3 separate regions of the Homo sapiens genome follow, and regions 1 and 2 are each linked to region 3. Evidence: chromatin contacts called from ENCODE Hi-C or POLR2A ChIA-PET data. All regions are on one chromosome and are shown on one strand. The core of a region is the stretch at or near the end of the contact, and the rest is flanking DNA. Distances in the headings are between cores, read along the strand shown.

What was found. A loop is a pair of places that touch in the nucleus more often than their neighbours do. ChIA-PET counts read pairs that join two places held with the same protein, here RNA polymerase II (POLR2A). Pooled maps may share reads with other maps.
Region 1: a loop to region 3 is called in a pooled map, with 2.4 times the contacts of the local background. The contact joins two enhancer-like sites. A Hi-C loop is called at or near these places in 1 of 168 maps with a recorded cell type or tissue (endothelial cell of umbilical vein), 1 of 37 single-sample maps with no recorded cell type and 9 of 50 pooled maps. POLR2A ChIA-PET finds 5 or more read pairs at or near these places in 20 of 52 experiments (A549, AG04450, CD4-positive, alpha-beta memory T cell and 15 more).
Region 2: a pooled map shows a loop between it and region 3 (6-fold over the local background). The contact joins the promoter of CDKL3 here to the enhancer-like site in region 3. A Hi-C loop is called at or near these places in 13 of 168 maps with a recorded cell type or tissue (MCF 10A, Right ventricle myocardium inferior, cardiac septum and 6 more), 3 of 37 single-sample maps with no recorded cell type and 27 of 50 pooled maps. POLR2A ChIA-PET finds 5 or more read pairs at or near these places in 23 of 52 experiments (A549, CD4-positive, alpha-beta T cell, CD8-positive, alpha-beta T cell and 15 more).

What each region holds. Positions count from the first base shown.
Region 1 is chr5:134,540,206-134,545,086 of GRCh38, forward strand. All of the region lies in intron 3 of JADE2 (jade family PHD finger 2), which reads left to right. Among named protein-coding and RNA genes, the nearest start is that of JADE2, 17 kb to the left of the region's middle. RefSeq lists enhancers at 1-467, 468-1,399, 578-817, 828-907, 3,396-3,495 and 4 more. Within about 2 kb of position 1,271, at least 3 of the 41 ENCODE cell types and tissues checked have a DNase peak (open chromatin) inside an H3K27ac peak, as active enhancers do; they include GM12878, where a contact is called at or near this core.
Region 2 is chr5:134,364,013-134,368,454 of GRCh38, forward strand. It overlaps CDKL3 (cyclin dependent kinase like 3), which reads right to left and starts at 3,159. Exons shown (of 13, transcript NM_001113575.2): 1 at 2,965-3,159; 2 at 2,347-2,532. The coding sequence starts at 2,511.
Region 3 is chr5:134,463,872-134,468,448 of GRCh38, forward strand. No RefSeq gene overlaps it. Among named protein-coding and RNA genes, the nearest start is that of LINC02999, 31 kb to the left of the region's middle. Within about 2 kb of position 1,825, at least 37 of the 41 ENCODE cell types and tissues checked have a DNase peak (open chromatin) inside an H3K27ac peak, as active enhancers do; they include CD8-positive, alpha-beta T cell, GM12878, Panc1 and 6 more, where a contact is called at or near this core.

The sequences.
Region 1 (4,881 bases), core at 21-2,520, 76 kb after region 3:
CCTCGGTCTTTTTTTTTTCCTTTTTACTTTTGAGACAAGGTCTCCCTCTGTCACTCAGGATGGAGTGCAGTGGTGCAATCATGGCTCACTGCAGCCTCAAACTTTCAGGCTCAAGTGATCCTCCCATCTCAGCTTCCCGAGTAGCTAGAACTACAGGTGCACACCACTATGCCTGGCTAATTTTTTTTTTTGTCTTTTTTTTTTTTTCAGTAGAGACAAGGTCTCACTGTGTTGCTCAGGCTTGTCTCAAACTCCTGAGCTCAGGCGATCCTCCCACCTTGGCCTCCCAAAGTGTCAGGATTACAGGCATGAGCTACTGCGCCTAGCCTCACCCCAGTCTTGAGAACTACAGGGACTCCCCAGTTGCTGTGGTTGAAGTAGTAAAACAGTAGCTACCTTTATGTGCCTTCCTGGTCCTGGAAGGCAAGAATTGTCGTGCCCATTTCAGACATGAAGAACCTGTCTTTCGAGAATCCCACCTATCTCCTGTTTGTTGTAGCTGTTCAAGTTGAAGTGGGATGGGGAGTTTTGGGGAGTTCCTAGGGTTGGCTTATCTCCTTGACTCCAGGGGGAACTTAAGCCAGTCTCCTGCCCTTGCTCTGCTTCCTCCAATCTCCAGTGGGAGGATGGGCCACCTCCCAGGCGCAAGGCTGCCATCTGCACCAAGGATCAGGCCTGCCTGGGAGGAAACAGGTGTCAGCGGAGGCTGAGAAGAAAGAGCAATTTGCATGGGGCAGAAAATTCCCCTGCCTCTTGGGTTTTCCAGCCCAGAGCCTTTGTACCTTTCCACACCTAAAAATAGTCAAACCCATTGTACAAGTATCGATGCCCAACCCTGCTGGGGACTAGCTCCACGTGGCCCTGGGTCCAAGCCCAGGAGCCTCCGCAGGCTCTGAGGTCTGCCTGGGAGACACCTCCCCACCTCAAGTCCTGGGCTCTAGAAGGGCCAATGAAGTCCTCCCCGCCCAGAACCCTTGAACTGTTGCCCAGCACAAGCTTTTCCTCCCACAGTAGGCTGGAGAGCAGCCTGAGAGGTTTTCCTAGTCCTCTAAGTGACAAGGTTGAGCCGTGGCCGGCATAAATTCCAACTTATCTTGGGGCAGAGAGGAAACCATCAATGAACGCTTCCAAGTTATTTGGCTCATGAGAGGGCAGAGATGAAAGCGAGGATTTGGCGGCAGAGAATGTTTGCACTAAATCTCACGGACTGCTCTCTTCTCTTTCTGTGAATGGCTTGGGCGGGGCCTTTATGGTCTGCTGAGCCTGGGCCTTGGATACCCTGGTGAAAGGGGTTCTGGGAGCCCCATCTACTCAATCCCCTGGAGTATGAAGCCTATGGGGTGGCTGTCAGGCTGGTCATGTGGTTTGCTTAGTGTGGCAGGAGTCCCCAGTGGGAACACTTACGGAGTGATGTGTGTGCTGTGGAAAGCCCCTCCTTGGTGGCTGCAGAGCCATGGAACTCGTGGTTCACTTGTCTCCTCATCTCTAAATGTGGGCAATGATGGGGTGGGGGACACAGTGAATCCAACAGCTATGAAAGGGCTGGGGTTGGGTTTGGGTGGGATAGGCAGGGATGCCCTTTGATGACCTCTCAGGGGCTGCCCTTTCCCAGTGCACCCTAAGGGCGCAAGCCAAGGGGCACTCTACAGCAAGTGAGGTGCCTCAGGGCTGAAGAAAGCACTTGACCAGGAGTCAGGACCCTGGACAGGGCTAAGGCCTGGAGGCCCAGCTTCCCATCTGGCCCTTGCCCAATGGCTGGCCCTTCCCTCAGCCAGAGTGAAGGGGGAGTGAGTGCGGGCCTCCGAGCTGAGAGCTGAAGGCATGGGCCCTGGGATTCTTGGGAGGCTGGGCTAGGATTTTTGGTGGAAGTGCGCAAAGCCTGAAGTCTGCCCTGGGAGCTCCTTAAGGCAGTAGAAGGAAAAGGTGGAGCTGCCCCTGAGAACTCAGCCTGCTGTCTTCTGCTGCCTATGGCATCCCAACAGAGCTATCTATCTTTTGGCCCTGAAGTCCTGAGCCTGGCCTAGGGAGCTAGTATAATAATTTACACAATGAGTTTCTGGCCTTGCCTGGCTCACTAAATGGTGTAGCCATTGTTAGTGCTTAACCCTTTGTGGAACACATCTCTGAGAATCTAATGGAATTTACAGAGCAGAGATTATTGTTTTAATACCACCCCACCCCAGGTATTCTGACTTACATGGTCTGGAGTAGCACCCTAGGTACCTATACCTTTTTTTTTTTTTTTTTTTTTTTGAGATGGAGTTTTGCTTTTGTTGCCCAGGCTGTAGTGCAATGGTACGATCTCAGCTCACTGCAACCTCTGCCTCCTGGGTTCAAGTGATTCTCCTGCCTCAGCCTCTAGAGTAGCTGGGATTACAGGCATGTGCCACCACGTCCAGCTAATTTTTGTATTTTTAGTAGAGACAGGGTTTCTCCACGTTGGTCAGGGTGGTCTCGAACTCCCAACCTCAGGTGATCCGCCTGCCTCGGCCCCCCAGAGTGCTGGGATTACAAGCGTGAGCCACCATGCCTGGCCTTTTTTTTTGAGATGGAGTCTCACTTGGTTCCCCAGGCTGGAGTGCAGTGGTGTGATCTCAGCTCATTGCAACCTCCACCTCCTGGGTTGAAGAGATTCTCTTGCCTCAGCCTCCCGAATAGCTGGGACTACCGGCACTTGCCACCATGCCGGGCTAATTTTTGTATTTTTAGTAGAGACGGGGTTTAGCCATGTTGGCCAGGCTGGTCTCAAACTCCTGACCTCAAGTGATCTGCCTGCCTCAGGAAGTGCTGGGATTACAGGCATGAGCCACCGCACCTGGCCAGTACCTGTACTCTTTTTTTTTTTTTGAGACGGAGTCTCACCCTGTCGCCCAGGTTGGAGTGGAGTGGTGTGATCTCGGCTCACTGCAACCTCCATCTCCTGGGTTTAGGCAATTCCCCTGCCTCAGCCTCCCAAGTAGCTAGGATTACAGGTGCACGCCACCATGCCTGGCTGATTTTTGTATTTTTAGTAGAGACAGGGTTTCACCATGTTGGTCAGGCTTGTCTTGACCTGCCCTCGTGATCCGCCCACCTCGGCCTCCCAAAGTGCTGGGATTACAGGCGTGAGCCACTGTGCCCCCTAGTACCTGTACTTTTTTAACAAGACCTGCTATTGGGATCCAGGGTTAAGAACAACTGCCATAGGCCCGGTGCGGTGGCTCATGCCTGTAATCCCAGCACTTTGGGAGGCCAAGGCAGGCAGATCACTCTAGGTCAGGAGTTCAAGACCAGCCTGGCCAACATGGTGAAACCCTGTCTCTACTAAAAAAAATTTTAAAAATTAGCTGGTCATGGTGATGCACACCTGTAATCCCAGCTACTCAGGAGGTTGAGGCAGGAGGATCACTTGAGCCCAGGAGGCGGAGGTTGCAGTGAGCCGAGATTGCACCACTGCACTCCAGCCTGAGCTACAAAGCAAGACTCTGTCTCAAAAACAAAAAAAAGCAAAAAAAGCAAAAAGACAACTGCCATAGACTTTTCCCTTCCCTTTGCCTAAAACAGGAGTTCCTGGCTTGGTTGTTCCCTGGAAGCTTCTTTGAGTATTTTTGAGGGGGTGGGGAGTGGAAGCTGTGGCTAGGTTGAAGGAGAGGGAGGGAGGCTCTCCAGCCTGGTTCAAAGATCTAAGCAACGTCAGGGAGTGTGGGTGGGGGCAGTCCACCACTCCATGTCCTTCCCACAGGGGCTGGGGAATTAACAAATTTTTGCCCCACCCCGGACTTGCCGGAGGTGTGAAGGACAGTTCTGGGAGAGACCTGGAGGCCAGCCGCATGTTTTGGAGGGCTACTGTTTGAGGTAGTGTCCTCCTCTGGCCTGGGCAGAGACACAGGCGGAAGGGCAGGCCAAGCGGTGGGGGTTTCCCCAAGCAGGCTGTCTTGAGGTAGAAAGCTGCATTTTCAGGAAGTCAGAGTCCCCAGAAGTCAGCCAGTGGGCAGAGGCCTGGGTCTCTGGACCGGGAGCTGCTGATGCTGATCAAAATCAGCAAGTGCTTAAGAGTACCTAGTGGGCCTAGCTCAGTGCTGGGGACAGAAAGCACAGGCCCTGTCCCTGGGGAGCTTGTCCTTTGTCAGCAGGATGCAGGTGCTACACAGGAAGGTGTCTGTTATGGGAGGTGCAGCCTGGCTTTGCCAAAACACCCAGGCTTTGCCCGAGGACATCTGTGACCCCAGGCGAGTGAGCCTCAGAGCCCTTATCATAGAGTTCTGCCCTGGGTCCTCCCAGGGAGTTGATGATCTGTAGATGTGACTCCTTCCCGAGACTCATGGAGCCCTGGGGGGTGAAGGGAACCCCAGAGGTGAGTGGGGCAGGAGGTGGGGAGTGTCGGGTAAAGCAGGCCACCCTGAGCTGGAAGCCTGGATGGTGGGAGTGGGGATTCAGCTGTCAGCTCCTCTATAGGCTGTGGTGACAAATTAGTACATCCCTAGTTGCATGTACCACTGAGGCCCTTCACCAATGTGTAGCACTTAGTCCCTGGGGAAGGGGCCTGAGAGAAGCCTCTGCTGCCAGCAAGAGGGTGTCCCCCAGACCCAGTGTCCTTGAAAGTCCCTCTATATGGAGTGCCACCCCCCACTCCCCCAAAAAACACAGCGAGTGGAGATGCAGCTTCTTAGCTCAACCCATGCTTTTAAAAATGGAATCCTCCTTCTACCCTGGGTGAAGGGTAAAGACAGGGGTGGCCAGATTGTGTTGGGGCTCCAAACCACAGGATAAATAAGATGCCTTCTGAGGAGCAGAGGTGTTATCCAGATGTTTGAAATGCCATTTTATAGTAGAACAATGAAGGCGTATGGTACAGTAAAATGCAAAATGCCCATAATTTGATAGATAAAACAGGAGAATCCA
Region 2 (4,442 bases), core at 1,909-4,408, 99 kb before region 3:
TCATATAGACTTACAAAGAAAGAAGAAAATATTATTTTTGTATCAGATAAAGCAAACAAGAACATCTGCTGCATATGAAACAGCTATACTATATCGTCAAGATCATAAACCTTAAAGGATGTAAATAGATTCCAATAAATAGAATACATACTTATTTAAATATTTTTAAAATCATTAATTTTCTACCCCAACCCTAAGGAATGTTAATGCTCCTTTCTCCACACTCCTCAGTTGTTTCTCCTGGGCTGAACTGTCACACCTACATAGGATTCTGTCTTCTTCCCTGATCTCTCCTGATATTGTTCCTCATTTCTAAAAGCCTACTGGTAATCTTTACTTAAATGTACTCCTGTCACCTCAAATTCAACATTTCCAAAATTGAAGTACTTCCCAAACCATGTCTCTTTTGAGTCTTTCGTATTTCTATCAATTGTATCAATCACTGAACCTCAGAGACCTTTGACTCCTTCTATAGTCTTTCTATAGTCTTCTACACTCTTTCATGTCTTTTTTTTTTTAGACAAGGTGTTGCTCTGTTGCCCAGGCTGGACTGCAATAGTGTGATCTCGGCTCACTGCAACCTCCTCCTCTTGGGTTCAAGCAATTCTTCTGCCTCAGCCTCCCGAATAGCTGGGATTACAGGCATGCACTACCATCCCCGGCTAATTTTTGTATTTTTAGTAGAGATGGGGGTTTCACTACATTGGCCAGGCTGGTCTCGAACTCCTGACCTCAGGTGATCTGCCTGCCTCAGCCTCCCAAAGTTCTGAGATTACAGGCGTGAGCCACAGCGCCCTTTTTTTTTTTCTTTTGAGATGGAGTCTCACTCTGACGCCCAGGCTAGAGTGCAGTGGCGTGATCTCGGCTCACTGCAACCTCCACCTTCTGGGTTTGAGCGATTGTCGTGCCTCAGCCTCCTAAGTAGCTGGGATTACAGGGGCGCGACACTATGCCTGGCTAATTTTTTTTTTTTTTTTCCTTTTCTTTTGAGACAGAGTCTTGCTCTGTCGCCCAGGCTGGAGTGCAGTGGCGCTGTCTTGGCTCACTGCAAGCTCCGCCTCCCGGGTTCACGCCATTCTCCTGCCTCAGCCTCCGCAGTAGCTGGGACCACAAGCACCCGCCACCTCGCCCGGCTAATTTTTTGTATTTTTTAGTAAAGACGGGGTTTCACCGCGTTAGCCAGGATGGTCTCGATCTCCTGACCTCGTGATCCACCCGCCTCAGCCTCCCAAAGCGCTGGGAGCGTGAGCCACCGCACCCGGCCTTAATTTTTTTTGTTTAATTTTTAGTAGAGACGGGGTTTCACTATGTTGTCCAGGACGGTCTTGAACCCCTGACCTCAGGTGATCCACCCGCCTCGGCCTCTCAAAGTGCTGGGATTACAAGCGTGAGCCACCGCACCCGGCCTCATGTCTTTTTTTTTTGTTTTTTACAATACAGCATGTTCTAACTTTACTTTTCATTCACATTGCTGCATTTTAGCAAGGGTCCTCAGACATTTTCCAAAATTCCTTAATTGAACTCCTAACAGACCTATTTTTACTCTTAGTCCTCCAATCTATTCTGCACAATAGTGGTAGATTAAAATTTACATTTCTTTACACTGAATTCAAAACCTTCACGACTTTCCACCTCTTACAAAATCAAGTTTTGACTCCTTAGCCTAAAAGACTTTAAAATCTACCTCCAATTTACTGTTCTAATATACCTCTTTCCAATTCTGCTCAGAAAACTCTACAGGCACATGTCTTTGCTCTTTGTCCTTTCCACTTTGCCCTTTATCCTTTGTCCTTCTTTAGTCTCTTTTGAGTTTATGTTGTTCCTCTAACCTAGAACACAACAGTTTCTCCCTCTTATCTAAACCCTCCACATCCTTCAAAGCCAAATTCATGTCCCATTTCCTCAAAAAAACTTTCCCTACCAGGGAAAGGACTTTGTGTTGATTCCTTGGCATTTATTATGAGCCACTTTTTATTCAGTATGATTTTCATATACTCTCCTTTCTGATTAAATTATAGAAGTCTTTAAGGGCAGGAACTATCTTTTACCTCCTTATAGTCTCAGTACCTAGCACCATGCCTTGCACATAGCAGAAATTTTTATTAAGTATTATACTTGAATATTTCTGAATAATTATTAAACAATATTGGTGTAGCTTTTGTTACATACCCCAAAACACATATATCTTGTATCACTATAAAATTACAAAATGTAGATAAGATAGAGTATTACACTTGTTTCTCCATAATATGAATCAGTACGTGTGAACTAAAATATTTTATGCAATTTTTTATTCCATAACAATTTTTTCTTTTGACTTAGATGATTAAGGCAAAAGAAGCAAACCTTTAGAAACTTTATTTCTCTCATCGCAATTTTGTTGACAGATTGTTCTGGTCTCTCATAAAATATCTTAATGGCCACTATCTGCCCAGTATTCTTATGTTTACATTTCATGACTGTTCCGTAACTTCCCTCTCCCACTTTTCCAAGGGTTTCATACATCTCCATTTTCAAGCTGGGCTTTTACTACTTTATAGAAATAAAGAAAGAAAATGGAAAATGTTAAACGTTTATACTTTTATTTATTAAAACTAGATAATGCATATCCACAATAAACCCACAGTCTCAAATATAGAGACATTAAAAAAAAAAAAGGAATCTTTTCCACTGAGCCTTTTTGTCTTTGGGAACTAAAGACAGCTTGAGTAAGGTGTCCTTCTGAGGCTCCACCTCTCACCAGAACTTAGGGGTACTCCTGCTGTCTCGGTCATGCCCATCAACACTGAGACTACCACACTATAAGTCACCATCCATCAAGCATGGGGTCCCTACACTTCCTGTCATGTTCCTGTCAAATAATAGGTTCCCGCACTACTGCAGTCGCCCACTTATCAGGCCCAAGGTCCTAAAAAAAGCCTGGTCTCGCCCGCAACTCAAACCACACGTCTTAGGATGCCGGACCGGCGTCACGCCCCACGTCCCGCTGTTGACTTTATCCAAACAGCCGCCGCCGCCTCAGCCCATTCTGTGGTCCCGCTGGTCTGGCTCTGCGTAGTTCCAGTGGAGCCACCGAACACTGATACTACTTTGTTGCTCAGCCCCGCAAGGAACCGGCCACTTGCCACCATGGAAACGCCGGCGGAGTTGCTGCGTTCTAGACTCGTGCGCAAGACCGGAACATGGGCAGGGTCCCGACCCGGAAGGGGAAGTGGGAAGAAACGGAAACCTACTCTGGGTAGGCGCAAGGTGGAAGAGTGCTGTGCTTGGGAATGGGGGAGGGGAGTACAGATTGCTGTCGCAGCTGAGCCTCCTCACAAGGTTGCTTTTGAATGTGGATAGGAAGGATCTGCATCTTTTTTTTTTTTTTTTTTTTTTTTGAGATAGTCTAGCTCTGTCGCCCAGGCTGGACTGCAGTGTCGCTGATCTTGGCTCACTGCAACCTCCTCCTTCCAGGTTTAAGTGATTTTCCTGCCTCAGCCTCCCGAGTAGCTGGGATTACAGGCGTGTGCCACCACGCCCGGATAATTTTGTATTTTTAGTAGAGACGGGGTTTCTACCATGTTGGCCAGGCTGGTCTCGAACTCCCAACATCAGGTGATCCGCCTGCCTCGGCCTCCCAAAGTGCTGGGATTACAGGCGTAAGCCACCGCCCCCGGTCAAGATGGTTCTTAAATCAAAAACTTTTCTTGAACACTTGCCATATGCCTTTTAATTTTTTCCAACTGCTAGTAATCTTTTTTAAAGAAAAAAAACCTCCCTCACCACATGTCAAACTCTAGGAAAGCAAGTAATTCGAAGAGTTCCACCATATACGAAATGATGTACAAGAGCACGGAAATAAAGAGGCCAGTGTCTAACTGCTTAAGTAGACATAGAGTTCAACTGGAATGACAGTCCCTAATGAATAACCACCATATCACTAGACCAAGTGCCTAGGGAGTGCTTTCTTTATTGAATAGGGCTTTCTTTGCTTTCTTCTATAAAATGAGTTAAATGTAAAAAAGCGAAATCTCGCTATGCTTCCGCTAAATAAGAGGAAAGGCATTATTTAATAAATCTAGTCTGGTGGGTCCCACCCAGCATGCATATTTAAATCACACCTGGAGAGCTTTTAGAAAGCATCCCAACCCCCACCTCCACACCCCTGCCCCAATGCCAGAGCACCTGATTTAATTGGGATAGCGTAAATAAATTAGTATTTTTGAAGCTTCTCAAGTTTTTTCTATGCTGCTAGGGTTTATATTGAGAGAAAGGAGAAGTGGTCATCGTTTTCATTGATCACCTAAAATATTCAGAATTGTCTTTTCTTTGAAGGTTATTCAGACGGGCGCAGTGGCTAACGCCTGTAATCCCAGCACTTTGGGAGGCCCAGGCGGGCGGATCACGAGGTCAGGAGATCGAGACCATCCTGGCTAACACGGTGAAACCCCATTTCTACT
Region 3 (4,577 bases), core at 575-3,074:
ACCATTTGCCCACCATGGTCACTGGTTGCTATCAACAACTCTCACCAGAAGGGTGGTTGATCTCGAGAATGTCAAGGGGAAATTCTTGAATTATCCTGGTTGGCAGAAAAATCTAATTTATAGCAAAGCATTTCTCTCATTTTATGGAAGCTCTGGGAGTGAAGCGGTATTTTTCAAAGTCACATATTTGGGAAAAGAGGTTGGAGCTAGGACTGGGGCCCAGGTCAGACCAACTCAACCACAGAGCAGCGTCTCATCTCAAGACTTCCTCCTCCCTCCCTCCATCCCTCCCTTCCTTTCTTCCCATGAATCAGAGCCTCCCAGAGCCCACGCACTGGTTACTGAGACAGTGGCAAACAGAGGCAGGGGCACATGGGAGTACCCTTATTTCCAATGTTTTCTGAGTCTCCAGGAGGAAGTCCACAGGGCCCAGCAGAAAGAGGTCAAAAGGGAAGGAAGTGGGAGAGTCTCCTTCATTTATTTATTTTATTTTTAGAGACAGGGTCTCACTCTGTCGCCCAGGCTGGAGTGCAGTGGTGCACTCTCAGCTCACTGCAGCTTCAAACTCTTGGTCTCAAGCAACCCTCCTGCCTCAGCATCCTGAGTAGCTGGGAGTACTGGTGCATGCCACTATGCTCGACTACCTTTTTTTTTTTTTTTTTTTTTTGAGAAGGAGTCTCGCTCTGTTGCCCGGGCTGGCATGGCACAATCTCGGCTCACTGCAATCTCCGCCTCCTGGGTTCAAGCAATTCTCCTGCCTCAGCCTCCGGAGCAGCTGGGATTACAGGTGTGCATCACCACACCCTGCTAATTGTATTTTTAGTAGAGATGGGGTTTCACCATGTTGGCCAAGCTGGTTTCAAACTCCTGACCTCAAGTTATCTGCCTGCCTTGGCCTCCCAAAGTGCTGGGATTACAGGAGTGAGCCACCATGTCCAGCCTTGGCTAATTTTTAAATTTTTTGCAGAGACAGGGTCTTGCTTTGTTGCCCAGGATGGTTTCAAACTCCTGGCTTCCAGCAACGCTCTCACCTTGGCCTCCCAAAGTGGAAAGTTTCCATCTAAGCAGTTGTCAGATAAGCCACTCACTTGTATACTGCCTGCCTCATAGAAGAGAGGAGTTTGGCGTTTGAAAGGTTATCTCATCCTCCCCTCTTTTTGAATTGTTTCTTTCATAGGTGCTCCCCCACCCCAAACGACAGACAGCTCACTACCTTGCAGAGCAGCCCTAGGGTGCAGGTTGCCCTTTGCTCCTTGACCCCTCCTGGGGCTCAGACTGGCTTTCTGTAGCATTGTCCTGGCACTGACCTATGGGCAGGGGCCAGCCAGTGGCAGTGGCAGCGACGAGGGCCTGCTGTTGCTCACTTGTCAAGTCCGCAGGTTTCAGGGGCTAACTTGTGAGCAAGCCAGGGGCTTTCTGGATGGAGACTCATCCCTCCAGAGGGCAGGGCTGGGTGTTGGTGTGGGCAGTATTCTGGAGGAGGGTCAGGGGGCCATCCTTGTGCCCAAGAGTTTCCCTCAGAGTGGAGGTCAAGGGGAGCTTAGAGCTGGGAACTTTGCCATCACCTAAAACCAGACTGGACTTGCCTCCAAATGACATACTTGCATTGAGTTAGCTCCCAGGCCAGGAGATGTCCAGGTTCTTGGTTTTGCCCAGTAAGGTACCACCAGGAGACCCACTGGCCCCTCTCAAAGCGGGACATAGGGGCTGGGAAGGGGCAGGAGGGGTCTGGGCGCTTGGAAGCTGCAGCCCCCACCACTCAGTAGCCGTGTGACCTTGTGCAAGTCACTTGGCCTCTCAGAGCCTGTTTCCTTGTCTGTAAGTGGAGGTCATATGGCACCTGCTTCTGAGGCTTGTTGGGGATAACAAACAAGTGACCTGTGAAGTGCCTAGCACAGAGCGAGCGCTCAGAAAGTGCCAGCCTTTGTTATTATATACAGCAAGCGGGGAAACCCGTGGGAAATCCGGGCGCCTCTGGGAAGCTGGGTGTGGTGGGTCGTCCTTCCCGGAGCGGGGGGCGGGGCGTCCCAGGCTCCGCCTCTGCCCATCGCCCCTCCTCCTCGTCCTGCTCCGAGGGGGCCGCGGAGCTTCCTTGCGGCCGGCGGGAGCTGAGTCACGGCGGCCCTGCAAGCGGTTGGCCTTATCTCCGGACTTCGCTGCTCCCGAAAGCCCTCAGCCCGCCTGCCAGGCTACACCTAACTTGCGCCAAGTTCCTCCAGCAGTTCTGGAAATACTCCCAGGGGCCCATCGGCTTGGGGTCCCAGGGAAGGAGGGAGGTCTCCTTCCTGGCTGGCTGGAGCAGTTCCAGAAAGCCCGAGCTTGTGGGCCCCTGGCGGCACGGTGCCTATCTTTCCACCGTTAGCTAAATTTTCCTTGGGGGTAAGGATTGTTTCTCCAGATCTGTCTCAAAATGCACATTCCCCAGGGGTGGAGTGCCACCCGACGCTTTGAAGAGGAAACCAGAAGACTGGAGAACTGGGGCGGATAGATCTTAGGAGCCAAGATGGGGAGAGGGGCTGATGGGGCCGCAGGGATTTGGCAGCCGCCTAAGCTCCCTCAGGCCCCGCCTGCACCTTTCCCAGCCCCCAGGACTCTAGGGGAAGTGGTGGGTGGGGGAGGGGGAAACAGAGCTGACAGATTCTGTAAACAGAGCCGGTTTGGGCCTCGGCCAAGGACGGGGTGTCCTGGCCCAGCCTGGGTGTGAGGCCCATCCGCGGCTCTCCAGGACACCCCGCCCTGCCCGGCTGCCCCGGGGGTGCCCGGCCCAGAGCCAGCTGTAGCCAGGATGTGTCTGACTTGGGATGTGGCCAATTCCCTAGTGGGGAATGTGCCTGGGATTGGGGCGAGGGGTGGGGGTAGCAAAGGAGGGAGCTTCTAAGAACTGTCATTGATCATTCATTCACCCAGTGCCCGGCTCAGCGAAGAGGGCAGCCTCTGGTCCCCGCCTGTGGGAGGTGCCGGTGCTGGATTGTCGCCCCACCCCCGTCTCCATCTCCAATCCTGTCTCTTGCTCTTCTGCTGCCTGAGGCAGAGTCCCCGCGGGGTAGGGAAGCTGAGAGTGGGGCCTCAGGTTCCGAGAGCTCTTCATTGGCCAGGCCTGTCCCCTTGGCTTGTTGCCAAATGTGGTGTTCCATGGCCTCACGATGGCAATTCAGAGATGCAGGAATGCCCTCAAAAAGGGGATGAGGGAGGACAGGCATCCAGGGATACTCAAGGACACTGTTAGAAGCAGGAGCTGTGGTTAGGAGGTGGGGAGAGGACACGGGTGGCCCCGGGACACTGGCACCCCAGCAGGTGGAGGCAGCTGTGGGCTATGCCTTTTAAGATATGGAGAGGAGTTCCTTTGGGAGGAGAGGAGATGGGTTGGCTGAGACTCGTAGGCTGGGGCCAGAGTGCCAGCTACAGATTCTGGACTTTATTGTAGGGGTGAGCATTTCCCAAAATGTGCTCCTGAGTGATCGTGGGTGGGGTGAACAAAAAAGGGTCCTGGGGGCAAATGTATTTGGCAAACACTCTTCAAGAAAGCCTGCAATCCCAGCATTTTGGGAGGCCGAGGCGGGAGGATTACTTGAGCCCAAGAGTTTGAGACCAGCCTGGGCAACATGGTGAAACCCAATCTCTACAAAAATTTTAAAAATTAGCTGGGTGTGGCCGCGCACATCTGTGGTCCCAGTTACTCAGGAGCCTGGGGTGGGAGGCTCACTTAAGCCTGGGCCCAGGTTGAGGCTGCAGTGAGCTATGATTGTGCTACTGCACTTCAGCTCACAGAGTGAAACCATGTCTCAAAAAAAAAAAAAGGAAAAAAAAGAAAAAGCTAAACACCATATACTCCAGGCTTTATCAAAACTTTTATTTCATATGCTAATTAATGAGCATCTTAAAAGAGGGAATAGGGTATTCAGAAGGCTTCCTCACACCTTAACCCTAGCCTCATGGGACTTGTGCTCTTCTGAAAACATTGGAACCCAAGGATTGATAAGTACTTCTTACTTGCTGGCTCTAGCTCAGGTGGAATGAGTGGATACATGTAGACACCAAAGAAAACATGGCTCTTCCCAGAAACCCAGGTTCAATCATCATTTCCTCAAAAGGAGGCCAGCCTGGACACACCTGGATCAAGGGCAGTGGTATAAGAAAATGTTAAATGAATCAAGTCTGGCAGACTTCTCAAGGTTCTGGGTCCCAGACCCCAGGCAATCTCAGGCTCCCTAAATCAGATCCTCAACTCAGCCTCAGTGAGTCCGGGATTCCTGGCCATGGTTGGGGAATCCCATGGTCTCTGCAGAGAACATACTGATCAGAGGTTGTGGCAGGGGCTGCAGCTTGAGGCTGAATTCAGTGTAGTTCCTACACTAGGCCAAATCCTCGGCTGAGCCTTATATGGCCTCATATCTGACTACAAAAAGCATAAGAACAAAGCTGGCCCCCAAACATGGGCTTTCTCATTACCAACTTGGCAAGGCAGTAGCACCCAAGCTGAGCTGCTCAGCGACCCTTCTGACAAAATGCCTCCAGCGCCAGCAAGTCCTGCACCTCAGCTGGGAGGCAGAGGATGACCAGAAGAGCAGCAGAGGAAA